Linked DNA regions of Homo sapiens: all the other regions are linked to region 1. Evidence: chromatin loops called from intact Hi-C (ENCODE). Cell type or tissue: heart right ventricle. All regions are shown on one strand. Each heading gives the region's core, and the rest is flanking DNA. Links, peaks and the distances in the headings are about the cores only. Region 1 overlaps EPAS1 (endothelial PAS domain protein 1). Region 2 has its middle 67 kb from the start of EPAS1. Region 3 overlaps PRKCE (protein kinase C epsilon). Region 4 overlaps PRKCE (protein kinase C epsilon).

Region 1 (4,945 bases), core at 492-4,491:
ATTTCAGAACTTTTGTAAAAGTATCCTTGAGTCATTCCTGTCCTTCAGTTCTGACCACAGTAGGGCCAGGATTCACAGCCTTTGGAGCTAGTGGGTAGTTATATAAGTAGAAAGAAATGCTCTAACCTCATAGGGAGAAAATGTCATGCATGAAGCCTTCCGTCCTGGAACTTCGACACAGTCACCATTTATTGTAATTGTTAGTGGTGGTGGTGGTGGTGGTGGTAGTGGTGGTGGTGGTGGTGGTGGTGGTGGTGGTGGTGGTGGTGATAATGATGGTGGTTCAAGAAGAAGATTGCACTTTTAGTGACAGGCACTGCAGGAATCCATGTTATAGGTAAGGTTATTTATCAGATGCAGTCTTTGTATTCAGGTGAACATTCTGGGCAGAAGACACAGCTTTGTGTACCTCAGTAGTCTTGTGAGATAACATGGACAATCCCACTGCATAGCCCCTGTGTCACTGGCTTTGAGGTGAAGTGGCTCAAGCCGACGTAGCCATATAGCCTGGGAGCATATATAGTGCTGGGGATGATGAAAGTCAGATACGTGCTTCACCCTGGTGAATGAAGCACATCCGTAACATAACTCCATAAGCACTGGGAAAACCCTACTGTCCTAGAAAATAACTTGGCATCCCTACATAATAGAAAAGAGATTTTTTTTAAGCTTAAGATTTTGATCCTTGTTACAGTGAGAAGAAATCCTCTGGAAGGGGTAATTCAGCCTTATCCTTTATTCATTATCTTGGTTTAAATGAGTTTCAGGTAATTTTCTGAAGGTACTAACCTTTGGACAAAAGAAGAGGGGGAGAAACACAAGGAATTGGATGTCTAAATGTGGCTGGAGAGGAAATGTACATAGAAAGGGGAAAGATGCTGTGCTGACTTCTTAGTTTGGCTCAGGGCTGGTAGCCAGAGTAGCTTCTGGCTTAAAGGAAGTATCAAGCCTCGTGATTTAGGGCTTTGTGACTCATAATGTAGAGGGTGATATTGCTTATAAGTTCTGCGAGACACACTGCATTTTCAGCAAAATCTTGCCTTTCAAGAAACCTAATTACATGGCCCCAAGTCTGAATTCAGTGGTGCTGGAGAGCTGCATGTAGAAGCATTTAAAGACATAGAATGCTGTGTCACACAGAAGTTGTGTTTAACCGATTAGCAGATTAGTTAACAAGGGCACAGACATGGCTTAGACAGTTGATGAAGTGACTATTTTAAGTCCTTAATCCCTAAGTGTTATATCTTAATTGCTTTGATGAGGCCTGAGATATTTTTGGTTTTGGTAGCTTGTTTTGTTTTCACTCTTTGTGGTGGGATGGGGAGAAGCATATGCACATGCACACATATATACACTCTCCGCCTCAATTCCCCTTTAGAGACAAATCCTGCAAAAACCAATGCCTGTCCAAGATACCTAATGGGGTGAGGGGTTCTCCATTTTAATCAGGAAATTCACTAGGTTTAATGACATCTGAGACACACAAGGTGCTGTGATTCCCACAAAGGGGATTGTTTTCCTACAAGAAAAGTTAGAATCTGAAGAAAATGTATGGCAGTTAGAATCCACAAAATCAATTTTGAAGCAGTTTGGTACTTGTCTTATATATACTGAGACCACAGACACAATCAAGCAAAAAAAGAAAAAGGGTCATGGAGAAAAAGATGAAAACCGACAGGAAAGAAGGGAGAGAAAAGACAACTCTAATTTTACATTGAACTCTCAGGTCAAATCAGTTGAATCTGAAACAACCTATTCTGAAACATCTGAAATAGAATAAAGGAATACAGATGGTTCAAAATGCATTTGTCCTCCTGTTAATGAGGGATCAGAGTACCATATTAAGTCCTGCATTAATTGTTTTTAAAATAGTAAATACTTTTAAAAGTAAATTTCATAACAATTCATGTCGGTCACATTTATGTACCTATGGTCAACTGCTCTAGACAAGGGGAGCAAGTTGAGTAGCAGGGTAAAAGAAAAATATCCTGATTATTAATGGAATTAATGATCTCTTCTTCATTTACGACTCAAACATAGGCAATATACTCTGTTTCCCGAAATACTGAGCAACCAGTTACGAACTGTCATTTACTGTGCATCTGCTATGTAACTGTGTGCCAGAGACCATTACATCAAAGTAAAAGAGATGATTCCTGATCTTCAGGAGTTGAGAGTTTGAGACATAAGCCATTTAATGAAACCACAGTGAATGGTACAAAATACAACATTCCATTTACCCAAAAGGAAGACAAAAGTTGTTCCCAAGTAGTTTAACTTTAAAATAGGGTGGTTCTTAAATTCATGTGGAGGTGCCATCTAGTGGTGAAAGAGGTAACTGTGAAGGAAGCCAAGCCGTCAGGGAGATAGAGGCCAGGCCTTTCTAATTATCATATAATCCCACTGCGATTTTGTCAGTTGTAGGAGTCTTCCTGTATCTTAGAAATAAATTATAAAACCAAATTATGTGGATAGGAGCAGTATCACCAGGGGAAGAGGTTTCAAAATTACAGTAAAAATTTCAAATCAACAAAGAGGGTCATACAATTTTTACAGGTAAAGAACTTTAGGGCAACCCTGTTTTGTCATTGCATTTAGGGAACATAGGACATATTAATATCAGGAGTTACAGTTGAATAAAGATGCCTACATTCCAAGTTCTGTGGATAAATTTATGGTGAATTGTTTTTCTACAAAGAAGTTGAGAATAAGTAAAAATGGTGAAAGTGAGGGAAACGTTGAGGATCCTAAAGATAATGTCAGTAAGGAGAACTATAAAGAGCCATAAGTGGTAAAACACACACACAACCTTCCTATGTATACTCTTACCCCTACAGGTACCCTGTAACACTCCACAGACAGGATAGAAATGGATTTCCCGTTAATTACAGAGCTGGTTGTATAGATTTCATATAACCATGTAGTATTTGAGGAAAACACAAGGCTTAAGTACTGTTTAAAGCAAACAAAATCTAGATGAAAATATATTAAAACCAACCGAAGGCACTGAAATCTGAGTTAGTGAACAGCGTACATATTAGTAAGGAAACGCAGTGTCAAAGCTTATAAGCACATATAGAAACCAAAATGAGATAAATCACGGGGTGCTGAGGAGAGGCGATGGGCAGAGTGTGGAAGGAAAGCAAGCCGACTTGAAGTATTTATTAGCAGATACATTCTTTGGAAAACAAATAGGTGGTTACAAAGTACTTAAAACTTTCATCCTCTTAAACAGTTTAAATACTCTCTCACCATCTTGCTTACATGATTAATTTACCTAGCAAATCCTTTACTCGTGTAGGGAACAGGGGTAAAAACTGCAGCCAGATCTTGCGTGACTCCAGGCGGTGGCATCTGAAGTCAGGCACCGTGGCGCTGCACCGCACGTGGACGGGTGCTGGCGATTACATGCGGGGAAGAAGAGCGAGCCTTCTCAGGCCTGTGGGTGGATTTCTTTCTGCCACTTGAGGTGGCAGCACTCACGCTGTAGCCAAGAGAATAATTTTTTTGCGAGCACTCTGCTGTAGGTGGTGTATTTTGAATAGAGCTTCTAAACAGTTTTGAGAGTAAAGAGCAATGAATCATTCATTTTACATTTTGAAGGCACATCTCACTCTGAAGTCCAGTGCTCAGAGAGCTGACCCACGTATTTACTTGGGGTAACACCAACTTCAGAATTTAACAACCCCCTTTAAAGCTGTATTTTCTATTTCCTTTCATCCTTCCTCTGCCTCCTTGTGGCTGACTATCTATCTGCATCTCTCTCCTCACTGCATCCTTGGTCTGCTGTTTTTTGACTTTATTATTAAAAAGTATCCTCTGTTCTTATGTTTGAAATCTGGTGAATTAAGTCCTTGTACATTTCTCTCTTCTCTTAGAACAGCCCTACTGAGTTGACTTTGAAATTTACGGGTGACCTCAAACTGATTTTCTTTTTCCCAGTGAGTCAGGGGTCCTTAATTAGAAAGAAAGAAAAAAAAATAGTTCCCTGGCCCCTGATGGAGAGAGCAGATGAACTTGTGTTATCACAGCCCAGCTCGGAAGGCTTGTCTGGAGCCTGGGGGAAATGAGCGGGGAAGGCCCTTGTGTGCCGTAGGAGCGACCTTATAAACAAGCTCGGTTCATTAACCTCCCCACTGGCGTCTACGTGCCTGCACGTGGGGGCGAATGACCATGAGCTTTAAGTTGGGGTTTCCTGGCTTTGTGAAGTTTGACAACTCAAATGTTCTTCAATTGTGTTTGGGATGTGGTGTATTTCCCAGTTTTTATAGTAGTCTGTTTAAAGGAATGAAGAAAGACATTAAATATTTATTTTAGTTGACAAGATAAATGAAAGCTGCTACTGGGAAGATATCTGGCAGTTCTGAAATCTAGGTTTGTTTTTCCACTTCCAAAACATGCCCATTGTATGCCTTTGAATGGATGATACATTAATTAGATAAACATTTTATTATGAGGCAGATTATAATAAACATCTACTTTGAACATTTTAATTTAAAGATTCTAATCTCGAAAGGAAATTTAATTCCTTCAGAGAGTAGAAAGACATCTTTCCTAGAATGCCAGTAGGCTCATTTTGGAGGGTCTCTAGAAAATTCTAGACCTGCCCAGGAACAGAAGCAGTTTATCTGGCAAGTCAGTGAGCCTGCAGATGGCCAGACCATTGTTAGCAGGGCTTACTCATGCAGTTCTAGTTCCCAGGCTAAGCTTGAAAGTCATCCGACCCAGCAGCGAAGCCATTTGATCGTAGGACCAGCACTGTTCTGTCTCCTTGTTCCCCCCAGTCTCCACCTTTGCCAAGGTGTACTTGGGCGCCAGCCCCAGGGTCAGGTTGCCAGATAATGTATCCATTGCTAATGAGTTCAGAGACCTCTCTGCTCAGGGCCAAGCGACGGGACAGATCCTTCTGCTCTGAGACTGGCTGGCTGGCACAAATGAGCTGCTA
Region 2 (4,945 bases), core at 263-4,262, 130 kb before region 1:
GACTAGAGAAGGCATCACTGACAAGTGACACCTGGATCGAGTCTTCAAGAACATGTGAGAATTTACCAGGCAGAGAATTGATTGATTGCTGGGTGGAACCCAGGCAGTGCCCCAACTGTGGAGCAATTTCTCACCCCTCTTTCTTTATCAAGTCTTACCTCTGCTGTGAGATAGCAGACCATCAGAAACTTGCTCTCAGCTACCTATCCTATTGGAAAATGTTTGAAAAAGATGTTAATGACAGGTTAGGTGTGTGCTTCCCTCCAGAATAGATGCATTTGGGTCCAGAGGGTGAGATGGTTCTCTATACACAGAAATACCAATAATTTTAGCTAAATAGATTTACTTTTAGGGAAAGTACCTAAGTAATTTTTTTTGAACCTCACTCTTTTACTCAAGTTAGAGTGCAGTGCTATGATCACAGCTCACTGCAGCCTTGACCTCCCGGGCTCAGGCAATCCTTGCACCTCAGCCTCCAGAATAGGCGGAACTACAGGTGTGCCACCACACCTGGCTTTTTTTTTTTTTTTTAATAGAGACAGGGTCTCATCATGTTTCCCAGGCTGGTCTCAAACTCCTGGGCTCAAGTGATCCTCCTGCCTAGGCCTCCCAAAGTGCTGGGATTACAAGTGTTAGCCACCATGCCTGGCCAATACCTAAGTAATTTCTATGGCCACCAGCTGGTACCAGATCATTACAAACATTACTTTTCTTCATTATCACAACAACCTTGTTTTTTTCTTATTATAGGTGGCAGAACATAGGACGAGAATCACCACCCAGCCAGTTATACCAGAGCCAGGATTCAAACTCAAGCCATGATCTTGCATATCCATTGACAAACTGGTTCTCATAACCGCCCTGGGAAATGAGCAGGAAAGGAATGTTATCCCCACTTAAGATGGGGAATCCGGGCATGGAAAGCTCTGCTGGGGACTCCCCGCTGGGCTTCCTGACTCCTACCCTGACTGAGGTTGTTACCTTGCAATGGAGGCCAAAGTCCTGACAGGCAGTGGGAAAGATATTTTGGGGTAGGGCTGTCTCCCTGGTGCTTGTCAGATCTCATCTTGTGAAACAATTGGTTCAAGTTCACTGGGCCCGGGTGCGCAGCCTTCCCTGGCTGGAGCTGGGACCCTGCTGTTCTGAAAAGCTATATGGAAGGAGATTTCTTTCCTTCTCTGATTATCCTCACCACTAGGTGGGATGGAAGCTGTCTACCAGAGTCTGCTGCAGGTTAACCCTTCCCCTGCCCTCATTCAAGGACATGACAGGGATGTTCCAGGTAAATGTGCCCCCTTGGCTTGAGACAGCACTTGTGGTAATGGAATAGCTTCCTCTGCTATGGCCTGCTTGTGTTAGTTCACTGAGAATGGACTCCCTGTGGGTTCGTAGAGTGCAACAATTGAAGAGCTTGAATAATGGTTAACCAGGATGAAGTCACATCCGAATATGCGTCATCTCACCACCTCCTTTGCTGCAGTCCGAAAACCCCACTGAGTCTTTGTTCTTTTTCCATCCGTCTGTCTCTCTTGGTATCTGTCTCTCTCTTTCTCATCACCCCTTCAGGGTATTGATGCTTATTGATACTGGATTTTCTTTCTCACTCCAGTTTTTCCTGTCTCTATCCACCTGTCTTTCTCCCTCCAGCTCTCCCTCACTCTCTCTCCCTCCCCTTTTCCTCCCTTCTAGTTCCCCATTTTGCTGGTCTCATTGTAGACCTGCATTCATTTACGATTCATTATTCTTACTGAAGAGATCCTTTGATCTTGTCTGTTAAAAAGTAAGTGAGTTGCACTCTATACACCAAGAAAAAACAAAATCATCTTTATTTAACTTTTTTTCTGGCCATGGGCCTGTGGCTGGGGCAAAAATAGGTCTCCCTGTTTCTGGCACACACACCAGCCTCCCCAAGCTGCAAGCCAGCCCAGTGGGCAGACACAGCTGCGAGGCAGGAATACTGTTACCCAACTCAGGGTGGTGCCAGAGCTCCGAGTGCCCAGGCAGGCCTCCCCGCCAAGGCAGGGATCGCTCTGAGGCCAGAGGAGGCCCAGGGGACAGAGTCAAGGCTCCTGCTCACCTGGCCCTGGGGCTGTGGCTGGTGCTGGTTAGCCACTTCCTCCCCTTCCCCAGCAGGGCAGCAGGAGGGTTCCACTGGAGCCCAGCCCTGTCTCAGCTTGACCCCTATACCTGGTGACATCCCGCAGCCTGGGTCAAGCTGTCAGGTTAGCACGCAGCCCAGTTAAATGCACTGGGCTAACATCTGGACTTAGAGTTATGTAATGTTTTTACCTCATAATATTGTAACCTAGTAGAGGACATTTTATGGAGTCTTTAGAGGTGACCAAACTGAGGCTCATGGAGGTTGAGTTATCCAGTTAGTCAGGGATGAAGCTGGTGCTCAGGACTCTGGAATTCCTTGCCCAGATGTTCCCAAACCAGGTTGCATGGGCTGCTCCCCCAGGCCTGTTTCTTAGGGTAAGTGGTAACAAGCATCCCCATCATCTCCAGTTTGGAGAGCAGCCATGGGGCAGTAGTTTGCTGGGGGGAGGGTGGAGCTTGGACATGTAAGCTGGAGTGTCCCCTGGCATGAGTGTGAGGTCCTCTGCAGGACAGGATGTTGCTGGGGACAGGAAGTAAAGGCGGGTGGGATGGAGGCTGGGGGCTGGGGACCTGCTTTTCCTGAACCACCACATTCAGGCATGGAACTCCCAGGAACCGAATGTTCTGAATTTCAACCTGGCCTTCCAGGTCATAATGAATGTGTATTTGCAAAATTAGAAGGATAGAATGTACTTTACTTAATGATTGTTAACTCAATAATTTTGAAATATTAAGATGTGAATTGGGCTATCACTAGACTTAGGGGCTCTGAGCCTCACAGATATTAGAACTGGGCCTGTGAAGCACCTTTTCACCTGTTGATTGGCTATTTGGTTTCCTCTTATGTGACACACCCCACAGCTGCTGTCCCAATTCCCCTTCAGATCCTCTCCTCTGGGGCCCGGGAGCTCCTCCTGACCACTGTCCTAACCCCAGGCTGGCTCTGCTCTATCCCCTTCTCCATTCTGCTGCCAGAGACATTCCTAAACGGCTCAGAAATTTTCTAAGTATCCCACTAGCCATGAACTAGAACTCCAGCTCCCAGCCTGCCCTTCAAGGCGTTGGTTCCTTATGGAGCTAACTGTAAAGACCAAGTTGCTTTCTGCAGTGAGTTGGGGAGGCCAGGTGAGGATGCACAGGGAAGTCAACCGTGTGGCTAGACCTAGTCAACACTGTGGCTAGGCAAAGGCCAGGAAGCGCCACCAAGAAAGAGCAAGGAGAAGAGCAGGGTCAGGGCTTGTGGAGACTGGGGTACAGATGAGGGGCTCAGAGGTAGGGCCACCCTGTTACCTCCTCAGCTCTGTGCTCTACTCTCACAGAAGGACACACAGCCCTCTGCTGCTCTCTTTGCTTTTTTCCTTCTACTCTCAACACCAGCCAGCTACCTGTCTTTTTCTATGTCTCCACTTACAATCCCCCAGGGGAAGGATCTATTGATCCAATTAGTGCCAATATTCCTTTGGGCCGAATGTTCTTGCCTGGCCGCAAAGGAAAACAGAGGTACCCAGGCTGACCTAATCAACTGAGAGCTAGGAGGTGGGGTCACGTGGTTTCTGAAGCTGGTCTTCTTGTTCTGGGGTGAATGGGCAGGTGTTCCAAGACCTGGCCTACCCCGTTCATCAGCCAGGCTCCAAGGCACCGTCCCCAGAGGTCCAGCTGCTGAGCCCACACAGTCTTTGCTTATGCCATTCCTCTCACCAGGTACACTTAGCTTTCAAGCTCAGATAAGTGCTGCCCCTCCTTCCCTTTCCCTCCCAGGAAGCCTTCCCTAAACCCCTCCAGCTAGAATGAACCCCTCACTCTGGGCCCGTGTTGCTAGTGCTTATAACCTTTTGTTAGCACTGATTTCCTTCTTTCTGTTATTATTATTATTGAGATGTAATCTCCCTCTGTTGCCCAGGCTGGAGTGCAGTGGCTCGATCTCAGCTCACTGCAACCTCCACCTCCCAGGTTCAGGTAATTCTCCTGCTTCAGCCTCCCAAGTAGCTGGGATTACAGGTACCCACCACTACGCCTGACTAATCTTTGAATTTTTAGTAGAGATGGGGTTTCACCGTTTTGGTCGGGCTAGTCTTGAATTCCTGACCTCATGTGATCCACCCGCCTCAGCCTCCTGAAAGTGCTGGGATTACAGGCGTGAACCACTGCACAGGGCCCCTTCTTTCTGTTATTATTGTGAGTTGTTACTGATCTATCTCCTTAATTGGGCTGTAAACATCATGGAAGTGGAGACTATTTTATACATCTTTGTATAGAGAGTCCAAGTGCCTAATACAGAGCCCTGCATAATAGGCTTTCAGTTCAATATTTTGTTAGATAAATGAATAAATGATCTGGAAAAATCAGCACAACAGATGATCCCAAAATTAATTCTCTATTTTCTTAGATGCATCTTTTAAATGTTTTAAACACTAATAACGGATTTTTAAATGCTGGGGGCTCAAATACTGCCCCTCCACCCCCATTTCACCCTGCACCAGCTCCTCCTCAGTCAGGTCTAGGGTCCTGCCTCTGTCCCAGTGGCCACCTGGCTGTGGGGGCAGGGTGGGCCACCCAGGAACCTGTGTGGTCAGGGCTCTGCATGGAGGGTCTGCCAGGGCAGCCTGGGATGTGGCTGGGCTGCTGCTGTGGACTGGGTGGGGTGGGAGGCGTGGACAGCTCCAGCGTGCTCTCCCTCACGTCCTTGAAGTTTGCCCATCCTCTGACTCAGCTCCAGCATCTCAATTCGTGGATGAATGCCCTGGTCCTAGACAGAGAGCCAATTCAGCCCAGCAGGGTTTCTGGAGGGCTCCCAGGAGGGGGAGTCCCGGAACATGGCCCGGGACAGTGAAGTTGGGGTGACGGC
Region 3 (4,945 bases), core at 610-4,609, 300 kb before region 1:
AGTTTAGGGATGCATTTTCAGCCCCCCAAAGCTGAAGTTAAGCAAATGTATGATTGAGGTAGCAAGTTCATGTCTAATCTCCATACGTCAGGTCAGACAGCCCTTCCTCCTGGGCACTGCCCGGGCAGCCCAAGAACCTGCACAAGAGAGAAGACCCTGCCCATGGTTTTACAATACCTTCGTGATGACACCGGAGGCAGGCAAAGCAGTGAGGGTTAAGTGAGTTGTCTGGGAGCTCTCCTGCTCCTGGGCACCACACACACTCATCAACACGGAGCTGTCATCCAGAAGGAGAGGGGAAAGACCAGAGAAGGAAAACAGTACCCAATCTTGTTAGCTCCCAAAGCAGTCCTTCCCTCCAGGACCACTGAGTTCCAGTGGGAAAAGGGTCCCGGAAGAGTTCTGTGTGATTATAAGACACCCCTCCTCCCCTTCCCGTTGCTGTATGCACCTGTGCGTCCATCCCACTCACCCAAAGAAATTGTCTAGTTCTGTCAATCTTATAGTCAGATTTTTTTCTCTCTCCTTTTTTTTTTTTTTGTTTTTTTGTTTTTTGTTTTTGAGACAGAGTCTCACTGTGTCACCCAGGCTGTAGTGCAGTGGCACGATATCAGCTCATTGCAACCTCTGCCTCCTAGGTTCAAGTGATTCTCCTGCCTCAGCCTCCTGAGTAGCTGGGACCGCAGGCGCACGCCACCACACCTGGCTCATTTTTGTAATTTTAGTAGAGACAGGGTTTTGTCATGTTGGCTAGGCTGGTCTTGAACTCCCGACCTCAAGTGATTCGCCCACCTCCACCTCCCAAAGTGCTGGGATTACAGGAGTGAGCAACTGCGTCCGGCCAGATTTTTTGTCTTTAATGATTTTCTTTTCTTCTTTTTTTTCCTTTTTTTTTTTTTTTTTTTTTTGAGACAGGGTCTTACTCCTATTACCCAGGCTGGAATGCAGTGGCATGATCAGGGCTCGCTGCAGCCTCAAATGCCCAGGCTCAGGTGATTCACCCACCTCAGCCCCCTGAGTAGCTGGGACTACAGGTGTGCCCCACCATGCCCAGCTAATTTTTGTATTCTTTATAGAGATGGGGTTTTACCATGTTGCTCAGGCTGGTCTCAAAACTCCTGGGCTCGAGCAATCTGCCTGCCTCAGCCTCCCAAAGGGTTGGGGTTACAGGCGTGAGCCATGGTGCCTGGCCTTTAACAATTTTTTATTCTTTTTTTTCCCCCCTATAATTTAGTTATCGTTGTTTTCTCTGGGTGAGAGAAGAACCATTTCTCTCAAGTCCGTTGTTACTGTGCTGGGGCCAATGACCTAGAGCAGTCATTTCTGGCTATTTTAGTAATAGAATCCTTCCTTAATATGAATCCTGCAGAGAAGCTCAATATATAAACTTATGAAAGAGGAATCCTCCCTTTACTGAAGTGAGCTGGGGGCCAACCCCCAAGCCACCTCCTTGGTATCTGTAAGGATTCCCGGAGTAGCATTTTAAATCCCCTAGTTCCTGGGAGAAATCAGGACTGGAAATCAAAGTACCCTGGAGATGAGCACGGTGTTTGCTTTCCTGAAGACCCATTCAGCATCTCGCTGTCACTCATGCATACGTTAAGTATTTCTTTTCTTTTCTTTTCTTTTCTTTTCTTTTTCTTTTTTTTTTTTTTTTTTGCAACAGTCTCGTTCTGTCGCCCAGGAGGAGTGCAGTGGCACAATCTCGGCTCACTACAACCTCCGCCTCCCGGGTTCGGGTTCAAGAGATCCTAGTGTGTCAGCCTCCCAAGTAGCTGGGATTACAGGCAAGTGCCACCACGCCCGGCTAATTTTGTACTTTTAGTAGAGACAGGGTTTCGCCATGTTGGTCAGGCTGGTCTCAAACTCCTAACCTTAGGTGATCCACCTGCTTCAGCCTCCCAAAGTGCTGGGATTACAGGCGTGAGCCACCACACCCAGCCTCATGCATACATTAAGTATTTCTTGCCCTCCTGCTGGATATAAAGCCCTGTGTCAGATGCTGGGGGCATGGGAATGAATACGATAGACATGTCCCCTACTCTTTTGTTGAGGATAGGGTTTTAGCCTTTCAGAAACAAAATCTGGCCCGGTGCATGAGGTCGTTTGTGTGTTCTGGTGACAGGTCATCCCTGTGGGTGCTCCCTGGGCAGATATGTCCTACTCAAATTAGTCAGACTCTCTTTCAAAGTGTGCCCCTTAGGAAGCCATGAGAAGCCCAGTGTGCCAAGAACACTCTTTTGTGATTCTAAAACCATCCCCGGGGATTAGGACTAGACACAAACTATGAAGACTAATAGGTAAATAGGAGAGTTCGACAGAGTGATACCTAAGGGGCTCTTTGCAATGCAGTAACAATCTGCTTTCTGTGTTTATGCATTGACCAACCCTCCCCCACTTCACCCCCAATATTCTTTTAAGTAGGAGTTGAAGGGTATAAAAGCTCAGCCTTTTTTTTTTTTTTTTTTTTTTTTTGAGATGGTCTCGCTCAGTGGCCCAGGCTGGAGTGCAGTGGCACCATCTCAGCTCACTGCAACCTCCGCCTCCGGGGTTCAAGCGATTCTCCTGCCTCAGCCTCCTGAGTAGTTACAGTGGAGACGTTGTTTCGCTATGTTGGCCAGGCTGGTCTCAAACTCCTGGGCTCAAGTGATCCTCCCACCTCAGCTTCCCAAAATGCTGGGATTACAGGCATGGGCCACTGCGCCCGGCCTCAGCTTATTAATGTAGGTTTTCCTACACTTAAATCAATTACATACAAATCTTCCAGTTTTCTCATTTTAAGTGCATTCTTAGAAATCACGAAAGAAAGCAGAGTGGGCAAGCTGATCATTTTATTCTCCATCTGCAGTCAACTTGCTAAGTAGCTTGCAGTTAACAGCTTTTGCCACGAGAGGGCGATGATTGTTGGAAAGGCAGAGCTGAGTGGGCCAAGGTTGGACCCTGGGGATGTTGATGAAATAGCAACTGGTTATTATGTTCCGTTGATCCAGGGCCAGAAAGAGGAGACAAAGGACCTAAAATGCTTTAGGCTTAGATAGCTAGGTGATATTCTAGGAGGAGAAAATTTGGAACTGCTTCAGTTTCCAGCATTGTGTTATACTTTTATGTGTAAGAGCCTGAAGTTGAACAGAAAAAAAAAAAAAAAGTCGGGGCGGAGCTGTCTTTTCTTTTAAAAATAGACGCATGGAAGCATGTGTTTGTTTGTTCCTACTTGGTGTTTTTGTTTTATTTATAAAATGAAAACAGCTGAAATAATTTCTGGATTGTTCTGAACTTTTGAGCACAGACTCCCAGATGGTTTCTGTGGTCTGGGCCCTCAAAAACCCACCTGATGGGGGATGGCGCCCATCTTTGGAAAAAGCTATTTGAGGCTCTGTGAAGCAGCTCGAGTTTGTTTGTTTTCCCTTGTATTTGAAAATGGAAGTCAAGCATGCTCCCAGGGCAGAGAATTCCGCAACTGTGACCATCTTGCAAGGGGCAGGAAAAGATTTACAGTGTTTTGCTAGACCAATCGCCACTTCCTTCTGGGGTAAAAATCCTTACCAGCAACTCCTTACCAGCGACTCCTCTTCTGGCTAAATTGGAGTAGCATTTTCCTATCAAAGTCATTTAAGATACAGATTATTCAATAACCTGAGAGAAGGGTGGAGTATTCATTTCTAATGACTTCACAGAATTCCAGTCCTCTCTGAGCCCGAAGAGTTGTTGACTATCATCAGGTGTTAGGCCTCACATCTTTCATTTGCTAACAGTATTTTACTGTCTATGAAAATGGTTAACTGGTCGGGCACAGTGGCTCACACCTGTAATCCCAGCACTTTGGGAGGCCGAGGTGGGCGGATCACTTGAGGTCAGGAGTTCAAGACCAGCCTGGCCAACATGGTGAAACCCTGTATCTACTAAAAATACAAAAATTAGCCAGGCATGGTGACACGTGCCTGTAATCCCAGCTACTCAGGAGGCTGAGGCAGGAGAATCGCTTGAACCTGGGAGGTGGAGGTTGAAGTGAGCCAAGATCATACCACTGCATTCCACCTGGGTGACAGAGTGAGACTCTGTCTCAAAAAAAAAAAAAAAAAAAAAAGAAAAAGAAAATTGTTAACTGCCCTTAAAAATATAGTCGTTCTCCTTCGACACTCAAAAGTTCTCTATTTGCAAATGAAGTTCATATGAATTTGTTAATGATTCACTTCTCAGTAATTGGCAATCCCAAATTAATCAGATTTCCTTGCACTAATGGTTTCTTTAATAAATGATATTAGATGGTAATAGAAAGGACAGTCTTGGCAATAACTGCTTAAATCATAGCATGAGGGATTTAGATTTTCATCAGCAGCTTGCACCAGAAGCAGAGTCTGACTGAATATTATCTCCTTTGTAGATTAGATAGAAGAAGAATTAGGGAGATACAAAGAAGCATTTTCTAAGCATAGTTAGACTCTGATTTTGGTGACAGTACGAACTAGGGAAGTTGGAAAATGCCTCATTGGCCTAAAACTGGTAACATATAATAAACTAGGACTGGAGGCAAAATTACAGAAGTTTTTTTGGTAATTCTCTTGGGCTCTTTCTGGGGGATTCTTAGTCTTATAGAATTTTGCTACTTGATGCTCATCCATGGCCTGTGGAATGTATCGTCCTTTCATGTGGGTGTGGGGAGAAAAGGACTGGGGCAGTGGGAAAGGGGAGGCCCCATTGTTGCCAACACCAAGCCCAAGCTTTCTGTAGATGTGGCTCCCCATTTTCAACTAGAAGAAGAGAAATTTTTCATGTTCTAGCTTGAGAAGCCATGCTCTTAAGTTATTTGACCCTGTACATCCTCGACCCTTCAAAATATTTAAATTATTCCACACTTCAGCGCTGGCATCACAGATTATACGATAATAATTTACCAAGCTTCTTTTCTGCAAACAGGTAAAGGAGGAGGAGACATGGGTGGTAATGT
Region 4 (4,945 bases), core at 482-4,481, 350 kb before region 1:
ACATGCCCTGGCATGTCCTGGACTCTTGAAAGCAGCAGCCTGTAGGTCAGTCAGCTGGCCCATCCCACCTGGTTCCCAGCCGTCTCACCTGCCCCTATCTCACCCTGATACCACTCTGGTGGGAAGGTAACTGGGGTTTACTTAAATGGCAAAAGCTGAAGCAATTACATTCTTTAGAGACTGACTAAATAAAAAGAGGTCCTCTGGTTAGGCATAACTCTGGGACCTGAACAGGATGTGGTCTAATTTTGAGCAAGACTCCGAGATTCTAGGTTTTCATATAGTGTAGGCAGAATGGGAACTTAGATGACTTTGGAGCATTTAGGTTATCTCTTAGGAAAAATCACAGCCAAAGTTTGAGCCAGTTTTAAAGAGTCTGTAAAATACGCGGGCGACAAAAAGTCTTCAGGTTAACATCATGAATTCCCTCATTAAGTTTCTGATGGCTGCTTTTTAGCTTTGATGACTTACATTGGAATACTGTACTTAGGAGTTACTTATTTAAGAAGAGAAAGGCTTGTGACGTTTGTAGGTAAATGAGTGCAAAAATATCAAATGATAGGAACACTTTAAGAACATAGAACTGTTAATTAGCTCTCTTGAAAAGGAATCACGTTTCCAGCTTCAGAGTTATAAAAGAAACCATAAAGGCAAACAAGGACAGATTCAACTACATAAAGATACATGATTCTTTTCAATAGAATAAAATAACAGAAAATTATAAAACAGGCTTAGAAAACCTTTTACAGAAAGTAAAGGGTTAGTATCTTTATATATCACATGTGTATAAATTTGTAAGAAATTAATATGATAGCAGCATAATTAGACAAAGGAGACGTGAATAATTTACACGAAAAGAAATACAGTCAGAAAACAGTTAATTTTAAAGTTTCATTTTAAGTAAAAATAGCATCAAGGTAACATTTCACACCTATTAAGTGAGCAAAAATACTTTTTAAGTGAAACTACTCAGTATTGGTAAGTCACCATGAAACTCCAACACTTCTACATTGCTAGTGGCACATTGTATCACACATCCTTTCTGAAAATAGGAAATGTGCAAAATGCTTCACCCTTTAATCTACTTATGAGGGTTTCCATCTTACAAATGTAATCCAAGAGAAATTGTTTTAATTGTGTACAAAAATACTCAATGCAACTTATATAATACTTAATGATTAGATATAACTGAAGTGCCTAATTTGAGGGAAATGGTTAAATAAATTATATTTACTTGAATTGAGTATAAGCAACCGTGATAATAATGGAGACCATATGGAGAATGTCTGTAAGATAATGTTCAGTTAAAAATAGTTACATTATTTTACTGTACTGTAACTGTAAAAATAGTTGGTGTACTGTAATTGTAAGTATGACAAACACATATAAACATATGAATAACCATTCAACAGATGTGCATTGAACTTCTCTTTTCTATGCCTGGGCATTGTGCCAGAGATCAAAAATAAATAAATTGTAGTAACTATTAGAATGTAGTAACTGTAGAACGGTAGTAATTGTAGAATAGGAAGTTTTCTTAAACATTATGTATACATCTTGAGAGGGGGTCTTGCTATGTTGCCCATGCTGATCTGTAACTCCTGGGCTCAAATGATCCTTCTACCTCAGCCTCCCAAGTATCTTGGGTGCATGCCACCACACCAGGCTTGTTATAATATTTAAAATTAAAGAAAAAACAGAATTCGTTTTTGAAGTATTTGGTATTAGCTTACACTTCTTCTTTTTATTCCATACATGCATAGATTGATGGAGGCAATTGATTGATTGCAGGTCATGTTGGCAGAACTCAAGGGCAAAGATGAAGTATATGCTGTGAAGGTCTTAAAGAAGGACGTCATCCTTCAGGATGATGACGTGGACTGCACAATGACAGAGAAGAGGATTTTGGCTCTGGCACGGAAACACCCGTACCTTACCCAACTCTACTGCTGCTTCCAGACCAAGGTATGTTAGGAAGAAGCTGGCTGGCTGCCATGTTGGGGCATCTTGACTATCAGATAAAATACCAATTTTAGACCCTCTACATTGTTCTCTCAAAGACTTTGTAAAGTGGGATGGGTTTTACCCTTGAAAAGATCAGGATGTATTTGAACAGCATCTTCTTTTTTAGGGCACAGGATTTTCCATTCAAGGTTGTGCTTGTGAAGGGATGAGAGAGCTGTAGAATTCTTTGCAGCCAGAGTTGGACAAAGCCAAATGGCTAAACTCACTGTTTGCTCATTGGAAAAACCAACAAGTGTGGTTAGTCCTTGCTCTGCTCCTAACTTTCTATCACTAATCAAATCACTTAACTTCTAAGTTATTTTCATGTCATATGAAAAAGAGTAAAGGCCACCTTAATCTCTTCTAATCTGTGTAATGTCATCTGAAATAAAGGATGTGAACAAATGCTTAAAATTTCATAGTGAAACACAAATATAAGGCAGCATTTTTAATTTACCGCATAGGTGTCTGGGAACCAGAAGGTGGCAGTAAAGAAACAAAGATAATCCATAACTCCATGGTAGAGTCTGACTCGAGTATTATTAACTAATTTGTTACCTGTTTTTAGTAAAGAAACAGCAATGTTCTTCATGAAGCTCTAATTTTGTTATCCTTTTTGAGGGGTTGGGAGGAGTTAAAGTCTTTTAGGATCATTATGGATGTTTGTAGTATTTTGCTTCTTGAGAAGGCAAAGACAGACATCACCTGAAACTCCTAGCTGTGGCTTATGTGGAACCCAGACCCTGAGGGTGACATCATGGAGAGGTGATACCTTGCTTCTGGGTGTATTCTCATCTCCATGTCATTTTGAATGCCAGTTTTTCCACTTAAAATTCAATAGTTATTCATTGAGTCATTTGGCAAACTTTTCTTTTATTATATTTCATTATATCCTTCCCGTGTATCTGATGCCATGCCAGGTGCTGGAGATACAGTGGTGAACTAGACTAGTCCCTGACCTCATGGAGTTTACATTATCTTTGGTACACCGTTTCCCAGAGAGGATTTCTCAGAACCCCAATCACTTGAGCAGCTGTAAGAAGAAAGGACTCTGTGACCCATAGTTGGAGTCACTGCAAACGTAACCTCTCTTAGTCTCAACACACGTATGTTTATTAGCATCCTTGAGGAGACCTGCAATGAAAACAAAATTACCTTTGTTTAATCTACTTTTCCGAACTTATTTGATCCCAGGGTCCCCCATCTCTCTCTTACACACACATACACATGCACCCACACACACACAATGCCCATTCCATACTGAGGAACCCTGATCCAGTGGAATTTTTCCTATCCTTCTGATCTCTCAGGAGAATAAGAAATATCGTCTGAAAATCTGGAAATCATTCTGCTTATCTTTCAAGATGGACACATATTTCTTTGTCTACGAAACTTTCCTCAGAGACCACTATTTAATAGGAATCTATCCCTTTTTCTGCACAAGTATAAGAATTACTAACTCTTCTCATTTTTCATGTGTGTTGTGTAATGCCTAATATTTATGGGTTTGTGTGTGTACAGAATCCTGAATAATAGAGACTCAGTGATGGAGTTAACTTTCTTCTTTTTTCCACTAGAGCATAATTTTAGATTCATGAGAAATGTATCATATTTTGTATTTTCCATGGTGCCTATCACAGGGCCTCACACTTGACAGGTACCCACGGACAGAATCAAAGACTTGGAAGATTTTTTCAAAGTCACCTTATCTTTCTTTATCTCTCTCTCTTTTCCTTTCTTTTCTTTTCCTTTTTTTTTTTCTTTTCTTTCCTTTTGGTACCAGTGAGAAAATTGGGTTTCAGAGAAGTAAAACTATTTTGCTCATAGGCACTCCATCTTGGCAGAGTCAGACCTGGCATCTCATCTAGTCTCAGGGACTCCCAAGGTAGTGGGGCCTTGCTCTGATTCACATTGCTAGTTTCTTGTGCCTGATCCAGCACAGGGTCCCTTCTGTTGGAGGAACCCTCCCACTTCCCCCTGTCCCCAGCAGGTAGCCCTCCCTCTCACTATCTGAGGTGGCTTTCCAGGCAGGGAGCCACTCTGGCAAGTTTTCTTTACACCATTATCAAGAAGCCCAACATCCTAGGAGGGGTCCAGTTTAGTTGTGAGGGCTCTATGGAGCCCCTGTACGTGGTGGATCATGGGAAGCCACGTTGAAGGTCAGCTTGGTGAATGAGTGAGGGAGTGGGAATGGATGTCTTCAATGTCAGCAGTGTTCTCCTTTGTGCGTTGTAGAATAACAAGGCTAAGGATTCCTCATCATATGGCAGCTTTTGGAGCACAAAATGGTGTTGAATAACACCAGGGATTTCTTTTATGGCAGAACAGTGATCAAGCTAACATGGATGTTGTCATGGATGGCTGTAGGGTGAGGATGGGCAGAGAAGGAGCTTCCTCTGTAGTTCAGATATTTACTATCTTTTCTCAGGCCACTGTCAGGCAGCCACAGTCACAGGAGCAGCTTTGCACCAACTCTCTCATGCCACCTCAGTTTCATAGAATACTTAGCTTTATGTAACAGATGCATATTCACTGAATTTTTCTAAACTGAATCATATTTTAACCTCATAGAAGGATCTTAACTTACTTATGAAAGGAACCTGATGAAGAATCAGCTTATAAACCTTCAACTTAACTTTTTAAAAATGTGACTTTCCCTATGACAAACCAACAGTTTATCATAGTTTTAAAGAGTAGCTATTATTCACCTGACTCTGAGGTAGATGCTGGGGTTATTAACCAAAGGAAGACAGTTCTCACGTGGAAGGATTCACTGATAATAGATTGGGAGGTTATTCTAAATTCCACAAGCTAAGAGGGAGTAGCAAACAGCATTGAATAGTTATGTTCTAGATGGGAGTATTCAAACCAAGAAGACTCAGGGGAGGGGGTCTTCCCTACGATCTAGTGGAAGAAGTGCGATCAAGCCAGGCTTTGAAAG

What was found. Peaks named below come from ENCODE experiments on the same cell type or tissue, not always from the same donor. Only the 100,000 strongest peaks of a DNase experiment are listed, where the experiment ranks them.
Region 2: a loop joins it to region 1, with 14 times the contacts of the local background. A loop is called at or near these places in 28 of 110 quality-filtered maps.
Region 3: a loop joins it to region 1, with 4 times the contacts of the local background. A loop is called at or near these places in 87 of 110 quality-filtered maps.
Region 4: a loop joins it to region 1, with 7 times the contacts of the local background. A loop is called at or near these places in 92 of 110 quality-filtered maps.

The regions. Positions count from the first base shown.
Region 1 is chr2:46,362,751-46,367,695 of GRCh38, forward strand. All of the region lies in intron 6 of EPAS1 (endothelial PAS domain protein 1), which reads left to right. Among named protein-coding and RNA genes, the nearest start is that of LINC01820, 29 kb to the right of the region's middle. In heart right ventricle, for the core only: CTCF peaks have their summits at 2,331 (motif pointing left), 2,535 and 3,755 (motif pointing left); no DNase peak of the experiment used is centred there; H3K27ac peaks cover 4,000 bases.
Region 2 is chr2:46,228,289-46,233,233 of GRCh38, forward strand. No RefSeq gene overlaps it. Among named protein-coding and RNA genes, the nearest start is that of EPAS1, 67 kb to the right of the region's middle. RefSeq lists enhancers at 612-1,596, 2,172-2,261. In heart right ventricle, for the core only: a CTCF peak has its summit at 1,970; DNase peaks (open chromatin) are centred at 2,029 and 2,603; H3K27ac peaks cover 2,686 bases.
Region 3 is chr2:46,060,219-46,065,163 of GRCh38, forward strand. All of the region lies in intron 10 of PRKCE (protein kinase C epsilon), which reads left to right. Among named protein-coding and RNA genes, the nearest start is that of EPAS1, 230 kb to the right of the region's middle. In heart right ventricle, for the core only: CTCF peaks have their summits at 2,888 (motif pointing right) and 3,089; DNase peaks (open chromatin) are centred at 2,903 and 3,339; H3K4me3 peaks cover 507 bases; H3K27ac peaks cover 2,774 bases.
Region 4 is chr2:46,008,553-46,013,497 of GRCh38, forward strand. It overlaps PRKCE (protein kinase C epsilon), which reads left to right. Exons shown (of 15, transcript NM_005400.3): 10 at 1,792-1,965. Among named protein-coding and RNA genes, the nearest start is that of EPAS1, 290 kb to the right of the region's middle. In heart right ventricle, for the core only: a CTCF peak has its summit at 2,492 (motif pointing right); no DNase peak of the experiment used is centred there; H3K27ac peaks cover 1,239 bases.